2 separate regions of the Homo sapiens genome follow, and region 1 is linked to region 2. Evidence: chromatin loops called from intact Hi-C (ENCODE). Cell type or tissue: mammary epithelial cell. All regions are shown on one strand. Each heading gives the region's core, and the rest is flanking DNA. Links, peaks and the distances in the headings are about the cores only. Region 1 overlaps LINC01340 (long intergenic non-protein coding RNA 1340). Region 2 overlaps LINC01340 (long intergenic non-protein coding RNA 1340).

Region 1 (5,389 bases), core at 101-5,100, 70 kb before region 2:
TTTGTCAGATGAGTAGGTTGCAAAAATTTTCTCCCATTTTGTAGGTTGCCTGTTCACTCTGATGGTAGTTTCTTTTGCTGTGCAGAAGCTCTTGAGTTTAATTAGATCCCATTTGTCAATTTTGTCTTTTGTTGCCATTGCTTTTGGTGTTTTAGACATGAAGTCCTTGCCCATGCCTATGTCCTGAATGGTAATGCGTAGGTTTTCTTCTAGGGTTTTTATGGTTTTAGGTCTAACGTTTAAGTCTTTAATCCATCTTGAATTGATTTTTGTATAAGGTGTAAGGAAGGGATCCAGTTTCAGCTTTCTACATATGGCTAGCCAGTTTTCCCAGCACCATTTATTAAATAGGGAATCCTTTCCCCATTGCTTGTTTTTCTCAGGTTTGTCAAAGATCAGATAGTTGTAGATATGTGGCGTTATTTCTGAGGGCTCTGTTCTGTTCCATTGATCTATATCTCTGTTTTGGTACCAGTACCATGCTGTTTTGGTTACTGTAGCCTTGTAGTATAGTTTGAAGTCAGGTAGTGTGATGCCTCCAGCTTTGTTCTTTTGGCTTAGGATTGACTTGGCGGTGCGGGCTCTTTTTTGGTTCCATATGAACTTTAAAGTAGTTTTTTCCAATTCTGTGAAGAAAGTCATTGGTAGCTTGATGGGGATGGCATCGAATCTGTAAATTACCTTGGGCAGTATGGCCATTTTCACGATATTGATTCTTCCTACCCATGAGCATGGAATGTTCTTCCATTTGTTTGTATCCTCTTTTATTTCATTGAGCAGTGGTTTGTAGTTCTGCTTGAAGAGGTCCTTCACATCCCTTGTAAGTTGGATTCCTAGGTATTTTATTCTCTTTGAAGCAATTGTGAATGGGAGTTCACTCATGATTTGGCTCTCTGTTTGTCTGTTGTTGGTGTATAAGAATGCTTGTGATTTTTGTACATTGATTTTGTATCCTGAGACTTTGCTAAAGTTGCTTATCAGCTTAAGGAGATTTTGGGCTGAGACAATGGGGTTTTCTAGATATACAATCATGTCATCTGCAAACAGGGACAATTTGACTTCCTCTTTTCCTAATTGAATACCCTTTATTTCCTTCTCCTGCCTGATTGCCCTGGCCAGAACTTCCAACACTATGTTGAATAGGAGTGGTGAGAGAGGGCATCCCTGTCTTGTGCCAAGGATACTCTTAAGTATTCTACATAGTAGCTAACATTGAAAACAAGACAAATTAATGCCATTGACCTGGACCCAGAAAAACATTCAGTTCAAGCTTATTGTCTTAATAAAGTTAAAATTTCCTAGTGAAGCATTTAAGGTTCTTCACTATCTAGTCTGTATTTGTTCTCCTTTCTTATCTCCTCTCACTCATCTTGAAGACTGACCCCTAAGTCTTATCTTAAAAGTACTTTTTACTTTCTTTGCCTTTTACCACACACAGTGCCATGTCACATCTCCATACATGCACTCATCATTTTCTCTTCTCGTTCTCACCAGTTCCACCTTTCCATTCCCTAGAGACCCAGGTCAAATGTCTCCCCCATTGCCAGCCTTACCTAAATCCCAAGGGCAGAATCAATTATACTCTGGCCTGTCCCCCACTGTACCTTCTTCAGACTGCTAGTAATCACAGCATTTATTCCACTGGAGTTCCACTAGTTACTTTAATGAAGGCCTCCCCAGTAGATCATGAGAAGTGAAACCTGTCTCCTCTATCTGTTTATTCCTGACTCACTAAGCACAGTCTCTACTCACAAAGAAGACATGCGCTGCACACTTATTAAATGCAGGAGTGAATAAATTACCATAGACAAAATTACTAGGTTCACATATTCCATGTTCTTTTTGAGGCTAAAGAGGCTAGAGCTACCATTTTCATTATTGCTATGCTGGTGAAAAACAAAACACAAAAACTTACAACCAGCCTTTCTTTTTTATTTTCCAAACAAGAAAAGTAGTCTACGGAAGTCTATGTCTAGGTCGAAACCACATAATGATTGATATAAGTAGCAACACTAGAACCCAGTTCTCCTGGCCACTAAAAATAATCAAGCTTTTAGACTTTCTACAGCTTTCCTCCAGATTGTGAGTAAATGAGAGAAGAAGTCATTGTAAATACTGTTTATGGATGTACCTTCAGTGCCTACAAAGTGCCTGACACATAAATTCAATAAATATTTATCCAATACATGAAGAAATAAATAAATGCAAATGTTGTACCTACTAAATCTCCTAAGAAAGATTCCAAATTAAAACAAGCCAACAAATCAATTACATTTTTATCCATAAAAATAAAATCACTGGGCTGGGCGCTGTGGCTCACACCTGCAATCCCAGCACTTTGGGAGGCCAAGGTGGGCGGATCACAAGGTCAGGAGTTCAAGACCAGCCTGGACAACATAGTGAAACCCCATCTCTACTGAAAATACAAAAAAAATAGCCGGGTATGGTGGCACATGCCTGTAATCCCAGCTACTCGGGAGGCTGAGGCAGGAGAATCACTTGAACCTGGGAGGCGGAGGTTGCAGTCAGCTGAGATTGCGCCACTGCACTCCAGCCCATGCAACAGTGTGAGACTCCATCTCAAAAATAAATAAATTAATTAAATTAAATCACTGAAGTTCCTAAATGGAAACAATGCAGAGATAACATCAAAATTCCAACTTCAAGGTTTCCTTGAAGCCTTACATGTGTTTGATGGAAAATTTCCTCTTTTGCTTTCCTGAGAGCATTTTAATATATATATATATATATATATAGTGTGTGTGTGTGTGTGTGTGTGTGTGTGTAAAAGAAGACAGAGATTGAAATCAATTAACCTGAAGAACGTTGTATCCTAAGGATTTGAAGTGAGGAAATAGAATTTATATTTAAATATCAATGGTTGTAATACATTATTTTGGAAATTTATTAATATCACTTATGGAAAATATAGAGATGACTGACTAAAAAAAAAAAGCACAAGTTTGCAAACTTCCATATTTAAGAGTGATAGGATCTGAATCCAAAATGTCTGTGGACATCTAGAGTGGGCCCTTCTGACAGCCTTAGAGCTGGAACAACTGTCAGCATTGTGTGCTCTGGGGCCTGGCCATCTGCCCTGCCCTTTGGAGGAGCAGGAAATTATGAGAAATAGTCATGGGTTAGAAGAATTTGTGGGGGTGGCATCCTTGGAAGGATCTCGCGACAGTGCTGGTTGCCATAGCGCTATGATCTGGCATTTCCAGTGAGGAGAGATCTGAAATCTGCCTGCCATGCCAGAAAGTGGAGGCGGCAAGAAAAGAGGTACAATTCACAATGTGAAAAAATTTGGAAAGCACTAAACCACACTTTTAAGAGTCAGGAAGGGCTATCTATTTTTTTAATACTGCAAATTATCTTCTTGACATGTGATCTGAAGTTTATCAACTTTCAAAAGACAATTTGAGTGTCAGCTAAGCCGTGAACTGTCCGCAGGCATGTGCTCGAACAATTGTATTGCTATTGCTTTTGCTGGATTTTTGTATTCTCCAATTCATCTTGCAGACCATTTTCAGTTTTCCTTCACTAACAAGATACACATCCTGTTTAATTTAAACCAGAAAGACAGAAGGGCAATGAGACAGCATCTGAGGACTTCTCACTTAGAAAATTGTATTAAATTCTTAATCTGCTTGCTGAACAGAGCTCCAGGAACATGTTTTCTCTGAATATATTTCACTAAAGAGAAAGTGCCTGCTGCATTGCCTCCCTGCTGATCATCTCATGTCACAATGGATGCACATTTTCTGCATAGTAATTGATGGCCTCAGTCCCTATAGAAAGGGAGGATGGAGCTAGCCCAGCAATTTAATAACCTATCATTATATACACCTCCAGCATGGGATTTGGGACCTCTCTACATAAGCCAAATGAGGTCTGTGCTTTCTCATTGGAATTTTAGGATTTATTAATCCCTTTTATGCTCTTCTCATGAGTAGTCCAGTCTCAATTTCACTTACAACAAGGCTCTTCTCACCTCTCACCAGCCAGATGTTTATTATTATAGAAAAGAATTACATCTTACACATTTGCATAGTACTTATTGATTCTAGTTTCTATGACACTGTGAATTCTGAGAGCCCAATAAATGAAAGTTTAAATAATCCTCATGTACCTGAGACTCGGTTATATGATGATTTGGTGTAAGAAAAAGGAAAGAGCTGAAGACTGTAGAGGTATAAAGAGGATCAAGAGATTTGCCTGACAGTAGCAAGGCAGCAGAGTTAATTTTGTGAAGACAAGCAAGTTGTTTGAATTTTTTTTCTTTTTCAATTTTTTCCTGACACTCCTTGTTTCTGTAAAACCAGGGGTAAGAGACAACATCTGGAAGGAAAGACAGTGAGACACGGGTAATGTGGCTGCAGCCTGCTGGCTGCCATTCAGATATCTGCCAGATGAATGAAGGCTGCAGAAGCTTGCCTGACATGACATTCACTTAACAGGATTACAAAGAGCACTCCAAAATGCACATTTTCATAAGTATTTCTTTCAACTGAATTTTATTTATTTTGTTTCTCTCATTTCTGATCAACTGGAAGTGAGTATTTCCACAGATATTTCCTGATGTCATGTAAAATAAAGCATAAAAATCTTCCAATAAAATAAGCATGTAATTCTTTGAGACTGACAAACTCATCTTTTAGTTAAAAGGCTTAGATAAAACATAATATTTCTCTCTGAAGCTGGAACTTAAAGGCAACATCAAAAGTGAAGGGGCTTCTATTAAATATAATTAGTTTTTACAGAACCCACAGGTCAAATTAAAGCACAGATTCTAAGCTTGGGCACCAATTCCAAGAATTAAGTTTACATTATTTCTTTATTCCCACTTTCCAGTCCGTTTCTACTCACCTTTCCAGATGTATCTCTTGGTAACTTCTGATACTCCTACCTCTTTTTCCTCACCCCCTCAGGCCCATTGTTCCACCTCTGGCAAACCGCTCCATCCAAGAGTACCTAATTTACTTTCATTTGTCACTATCTTTTGCATGTGGCGATTTCTCTGCTTAGAACTGCAGCCTCCCACTGCTCCAGCTGAGAAATTCCTACTTTTTTAGAGCCTTCCCTGTTTGCTTCAGGCAGTTAGTGCTTCCATCTTTCTTGCATTAACAAGATTGTTATTATCTCATTTTATATGCACACATGCATTTTTGTATCCTAGCCATTATACCACAAGAGGAGGCCCAAGTTGGGAGAAAGCTTCATGTGGGGAGAATCCTGCTTTGCAATCACATCTGCAAATCCATTGCATAGAAGCCAGTACAAAAGAAAAGCCTTAGCTTAACTGTTATATAATATTGGGCAAGTCACTTGAACTCTCCGAGCTTTAATTTCCCCAACTGTAAATTCAGTACAATAAAAGTTCCTAAAT
Region 2 (5,389 bases), core at 320-5,319:
TAATACAGAGCAGATAATAGGTGTCTGTTTAATAGAGGAGGAAAAGTAGTAATGTTTGGAGGTAAGAAAAACAGTGACACTCTCTATTAGTTTTTTAATTGCAATAATTCCATTCTCTTTGATCCCTTCAGAACTCACAACTCTTCTAAAGAGCCTCCATGAGGTTTCTAGCTTTCTATTTTAAGAAACGCAAGCTTCACACTTTCTATAACATGAAATTGTTAATCGTCATGAAGTAATTTAACCTCTATATAAATTAACCCCATATCCCAAAATATAAAAATAGCCAATGCTAAGTCTAATTCCTAAAGATAACTCTAGAATCACCTTGCCAATAGCAGACTGCTTAGTGCTAGGTCATTACTTTGAGGATGGCCATTCCTCAGCAAACACCTCAGATCCTGCTGGGAGCTGGCTTTCCCTCAAGGCCATCTTCAACTTCTCTATAAAAGACATTAAAATAAGTGAAAAGTTTACTAATAAACCTATACATGAATAAAGAAGAGGGGTTTGTTTCTTTTTTCTTTGGTTGGAAGTAAACACCAGTGTATATCTCATAAAACCATTTACCCTTACTAAAAGTTAAACATATAGTGAGAATATGCACATAAATCAGAGAGTTATCAAAACTATTTAGGAAAAAAATGTTTAATTTATTCTAGTTGAATGAATTGAACACACTGACCTAACACCTGCACTACGCCATACTGGGGGCACTTCTAAATGCATTTGCAGGTGTGGAAGCTCACTGGCTACCAAAGCGCATGTTCCTAACGGTGTTCTCATCATCCTTATGCTACTTGTCCCTCCACCCATGCACATATTTCATATCTATCTGGGGCGACTGCAAATAGTAGGTCTTCAACAAACATGTTAAATTGAATAATATTTTTGTAATAGACCTATGAAATCATTTGACATAAAATTTACTTAAAGTAAAAATTGACACTCATTTTAGTTCTGCCATATGAAGCTACTCAGAAATAGTTTCTTCGCTCTTTTACTTGCCACCCTACATAGTCATTGTCTTTTCATTTGTGTCCATCCCCTAAAGGTAGAGAGCATTTCAACCACTGCCTGCTGCTGCCCTATGCCTTCCACTAAGAGCTGCATTCATTCATTCATCCATTCATTCATTCATTCATTTTTTCACTTATCCCTCCATCCATCTATTCAAGAAATCCATGGAACATGAAAATATTTGAAGACAGTCTTCACGTTCTTCCTAAGTCTTCTCTTCATCTAACTAAATATTCTCATTATCTTCTTTATCATTCTTATTGTGATAAGTGTTCTAACAAAGTCAAGGGATATTGAGAGGCCAGAATCAGGGTGTGTGAGGGAAGAACTATTCCCTCTCTCTCTTGTTCTAAGTCCAAGCTTCTGCTATTACAACATTCAGAACACTCATTCAAAATGGATAAAAAAGATGTTCTGGGAACACAGTAATTTAAAAAAATCTAATATCTAATAATCTAGTAAAATGGAATTATGGTTTAAAAACACTATTATGTTACTGAAAGGTACTTTAGAGGAAGTATTATGTGTAATGCCATGTAAGCCTATTTTTTGCCTACAAGTTATGTTTTACTTTTCTAAACTTTAAAAATTCATTAACGTTAAAACTCTAAGGGATCACCAATTGCCTTTTGGATGTTAAAATAACACCAGCAAATGCAGTATTATATCTTTCTAAGCTACTACTTAGTATTTCAGTATCACGATCATCCTTAAAATGCACAACAGAGAACCAACTCAGTAATCAGTATTGATCTTTTAACTCCTCTGCACATAATGACTTCAGTGGGGCTAGTGCTTTTCTACTGATGGCTCTCAGAGCTTTAAAAATCATAATGCTAATGAAAGACTGAGGACAAACATTGCAGCTATGGCCTTAAAAATACTGCATGATCCATATCTTGGAAAGGAATCAGAAGGGAGACCACATCCACACCTTAGTGAATAGCAGTTCTTAAAATGCCTGCTCAGCCTTATGAAGACTGGAGCCACCAGTCCCATGCCATGTTGAGTGCTCATCTTTGGATATCAACAGAGACCGTCATTTTTGAGCAGCTTATCCTCTCATTAAGAAGACAATTAGTATTCACACTATCTACTCTGAGTTTATAAAAATAATCCCTCAAACATTTAGGCAGGCTTCCAGCTGAATCTCTAATGTAAATGATTTGGCTTAAAGTCAATGGAAGGTGATTTTCTGTGATACAACCAGCTCATGTCAAGACATTTCAGGGAACTTCACTAAAACATACAGATCTTGTGATTCATTTTTTTAAAGCTCTGTGGCTGACATGCCCTCACTTGAACAAAGTTCCTTTCCAGATCATGGGGCCTTTTCATTAATGCCTGAAGTTGTATCTTTCTTCTTTAGTCTACATTACCTGGGGGATCAATTGCAAGCAAAAAGGAATTCACTTTAGTAAACCTTGTGACTTCCCTGAATCCACAGAGCCTTCCAGAAATCGAGGCTTTATGCCAGCTCATTATTATCCTAGCCATGTGGATCCCCCATTGAGCAATTAGGAAATAAAGAGTTTTATTATCCTAGGGAAAAGAAGAATGCAATGAAAACTCCATGTAAAGAAGAAAACATGAAATTTAGTATTTTGTGGCATTTTAGTCTAGCCAATGAGAAAATCCTGTATTCACTGCAGATATATAAAAAGATAGTCATTGAATTGAACCAGAAATAAGCCTGAAAACTTTTTTGCCTTCCCACTCTGCTTCTACATAGCTGCATTATTCATAGCCATTTGTTTTTCCCTTTCAGATGTGGGCTCACACTTTCTGCTTCAGAGCTATCGTTCAAGGCTTATTCTGATAGAAGTCACTAATTTTCTTTTCTGTACTATCATTCCACACTGGGCTCAACTGTATATAGGGCATTTTGAAGTCATGGGAACCGCTGAGACAGAGAAAATACATAAAACTTTGGACATGGATCAATTGAGCAAAAATATAGCTATGGCTTAAAAAATGCAGGGGCCTAAATATAAGTTGGTATCTTTCTTGATTTTATATTCAATTATAAGCATATATATCTAATAAAAATCCCCACCCCCCGGTGAGTCATTATTTTACATTTAATTTTCTCTAGTATATACCCTTTTAACTTCTGGACAAATCAACATTTGGGTAACATTCATTGAATAACATTCATGTTATTTAAAAATTCATTTACATGTGTCAATCTTACCGTACCCATGTATATTTTTAAAAACTTGGTGTCAAACTAGGCTCTCAGTTTCCTGCACATGCATGCACGTATTGTGTTCATGCATAGACACACACACACACACATACACACAAGCACACATTATCTGCCTAATAACACAACCACAACATCAAAAATATTTGTTTTCAGATGAGCAGGTCAAATGGTAGCTCCCTTTAACTTAAACTTCCCTAAAATTGGAACTCTTACTGGGGAGGGAAAATGTAATCCATTACACAAAGTACAAGTGGTTAAGCTAGGAAGTTTATATAGATAATCCTAATGAGGTAGATAACTAGCTCACATTTCATTACTGTAGCTTATTTCCTGGAAACTGCAGATAAATTACTGTAAGAATTACAAAAGCTATATGAATACAACACATGACAAAAACTAAAAAATTCCCTTGAACATATGTGGCAAGCTAAAAGGAAATAGGGCCTTCTCAGGCCACCACTGTTCTCCACCTGGCCAGTCTCAGCCTCCCTCAAATGCAAATCCATCTTCAAAAGCCATGTCACTTACAGCCAGGTTTATGGAGAAATAGTCATCCCCACACATCATACATTTTCCACACATCATCTCTTGAGCATGTCTGCTTGAACCCTGCAGTTCTCCGCCCTACGAGAGTTGTTCTACTTCTCTTTCTCCATCACAAATTTCTTCTTTAAGCCTTTCCAGCCTTCTCTTCCTTCTCCAACATACAGTCAAATGCTATTAGCCCACCTACCACATTCGGAAATCAAAAGTTAACCACAAAAAAGAAAATGTAAACCCAATCTGTTACCAAGATCTGCCCGCGAATATTCCTTGGGTGTATCTGGATTGGAAGGGAGCTGGCATCAGTCTGGTACTAAGCAAATTGCTCTCTCTGTTCTACATTCTCATCATGACTACTTATCTCTTCTCATCCTTTACATCTCAGCACAATTATCACCTGCTGAGAAATGCTCCTCTGAATTATTCGACAGAGTCAAATTTTTGTTTTATATTATCCTTAGGCCCACATGCACCTCTTTGGTAACACAACACAGTTCTGACAGTGTTTTGTGTAACTGTGCTTAATGTCCACTGCATACAGTAGACAACATAAATCATAAAGACAATAATACCAGCTCTTGTTTTCTTATCACCACCCCAAAATCTAGTACACCATCTAGAATATAAAAGGTGCTCAATTAATATTTCTTGAATGAATGAAAGGCTGAATGAAGAAATAAATATGTCTATGTGTATGGGTTTATGTAGTCTGTGTTTATAAATAATATTTCCAAAGACTTAGTATTAAGAAAATACTTTTTAAAAATTACCTGAACAAGAACTAAAATAAAACGTTATAGTCTTCAATAGATGTTGTATCACAGCCATAGAATCAGAAGTGGCTGAGGATTTAAATTTATTTACTCCTAGTGTGACTATCCACATTTGCCTGAAATAGTCCCAGGTTTTCATCTCAGTATGATCTTTAAGAACACCCTTTGCTCTCAAAATTATTTTAATTTGATCAACAAATTACATAATTACCTTGCTTGTCATGAAGTGAATTCTTGGGTTCTGGTTCTGGGTTACTGTCTTAGTTAATTCAGGATGCTATAACAAACATACCATAAACTAGGTGGCTTATAAACTAAAGAAATGTATTTTTCCCAGCTCCTGAGACTGAGAAGTCCAAGATCAAGATGCTGGCAGATTTGCTGTCTAGTGAAGAACTGCTCACTGGTTCACAGATGGCACCCGCTAGCTGTGTCCTCACATGGTAGAAGGGGCAAATGAGCTCCCTTGGGCCTCTCTCATAAGGGCACCAATCTCATTCCTGAAGGCTCCATCCTCATGAACTAATCACCTCCCAAAAAGCCTCACTTCTTAATACCATCACCCTAGAGGCTAGGATTTCAATATATAAATTTGAGAAGGAACACAAACACTTGGACCATAGCAGTCACTCCATGAAATGTGTGCTGCCCCATGACAGACGTCTATTCTAGGGTTCCAAATTTAGATATTTATTTTCTCTCCACCTATATATGAAGACTGTAGATATAATACTAATCTATTGAAATATAAAAGCGCTGAAATTTTGCAGCATCTTGTTGAGCTTAGGGAAAAATTACCAGATAGGATAAATATCAAATGTGATACATTCCATCTTGAAATATT

The links. A loop is a pair of places that touch in the nucleus more often than their neighbours do. Peaks named below come from ENCODE experiments on the same cell type or tissue, not always from the same donor. Only the 100,000 strongest peaks of a DNase experiment are listed, where the experiment ranks them.
Region 1: a loop joins it to region 2, with 2.3 times the contacts of the local background. A loop is called at or near these places in 1 of 110 quality-filtered maps.

Annotation. Positions count from the first base shown.
Region 1 is chr5:97,627,230-97,632,618 of GRCh38, reverse strand. All of the region lies in intron 2 of LINC01340 (long intergenic non-protein coding RNA 1340), which reads right to left. Among named protein-coding and RNA genes, the nearest start is that of LINC01340, 130 kb to the right of the region's middle. In mammary epithelial cell, for the core only: no CTCF peak of the experiment used is centred there; a DNase peak (open chromatin) is centred at 3,078.
Region 2 is chr5:97,557,418-97,562,806 of GRCh38, reverse strand. The region is part of intron 2 of LINC01340 (long intergenic non-protein coding RNA 1340); the gene reads right to left. Among named protein-coding and RNA genes, the nearest start is that of LINC01340, 55 kb to the right of the region's middle. In mammary epithelial cell, for the core only: no CTCF peak of the experiment used is centred there; a DNase peak (open chromatin) is centred at 2,316; H3K27ac peaks cover 1,465 bases.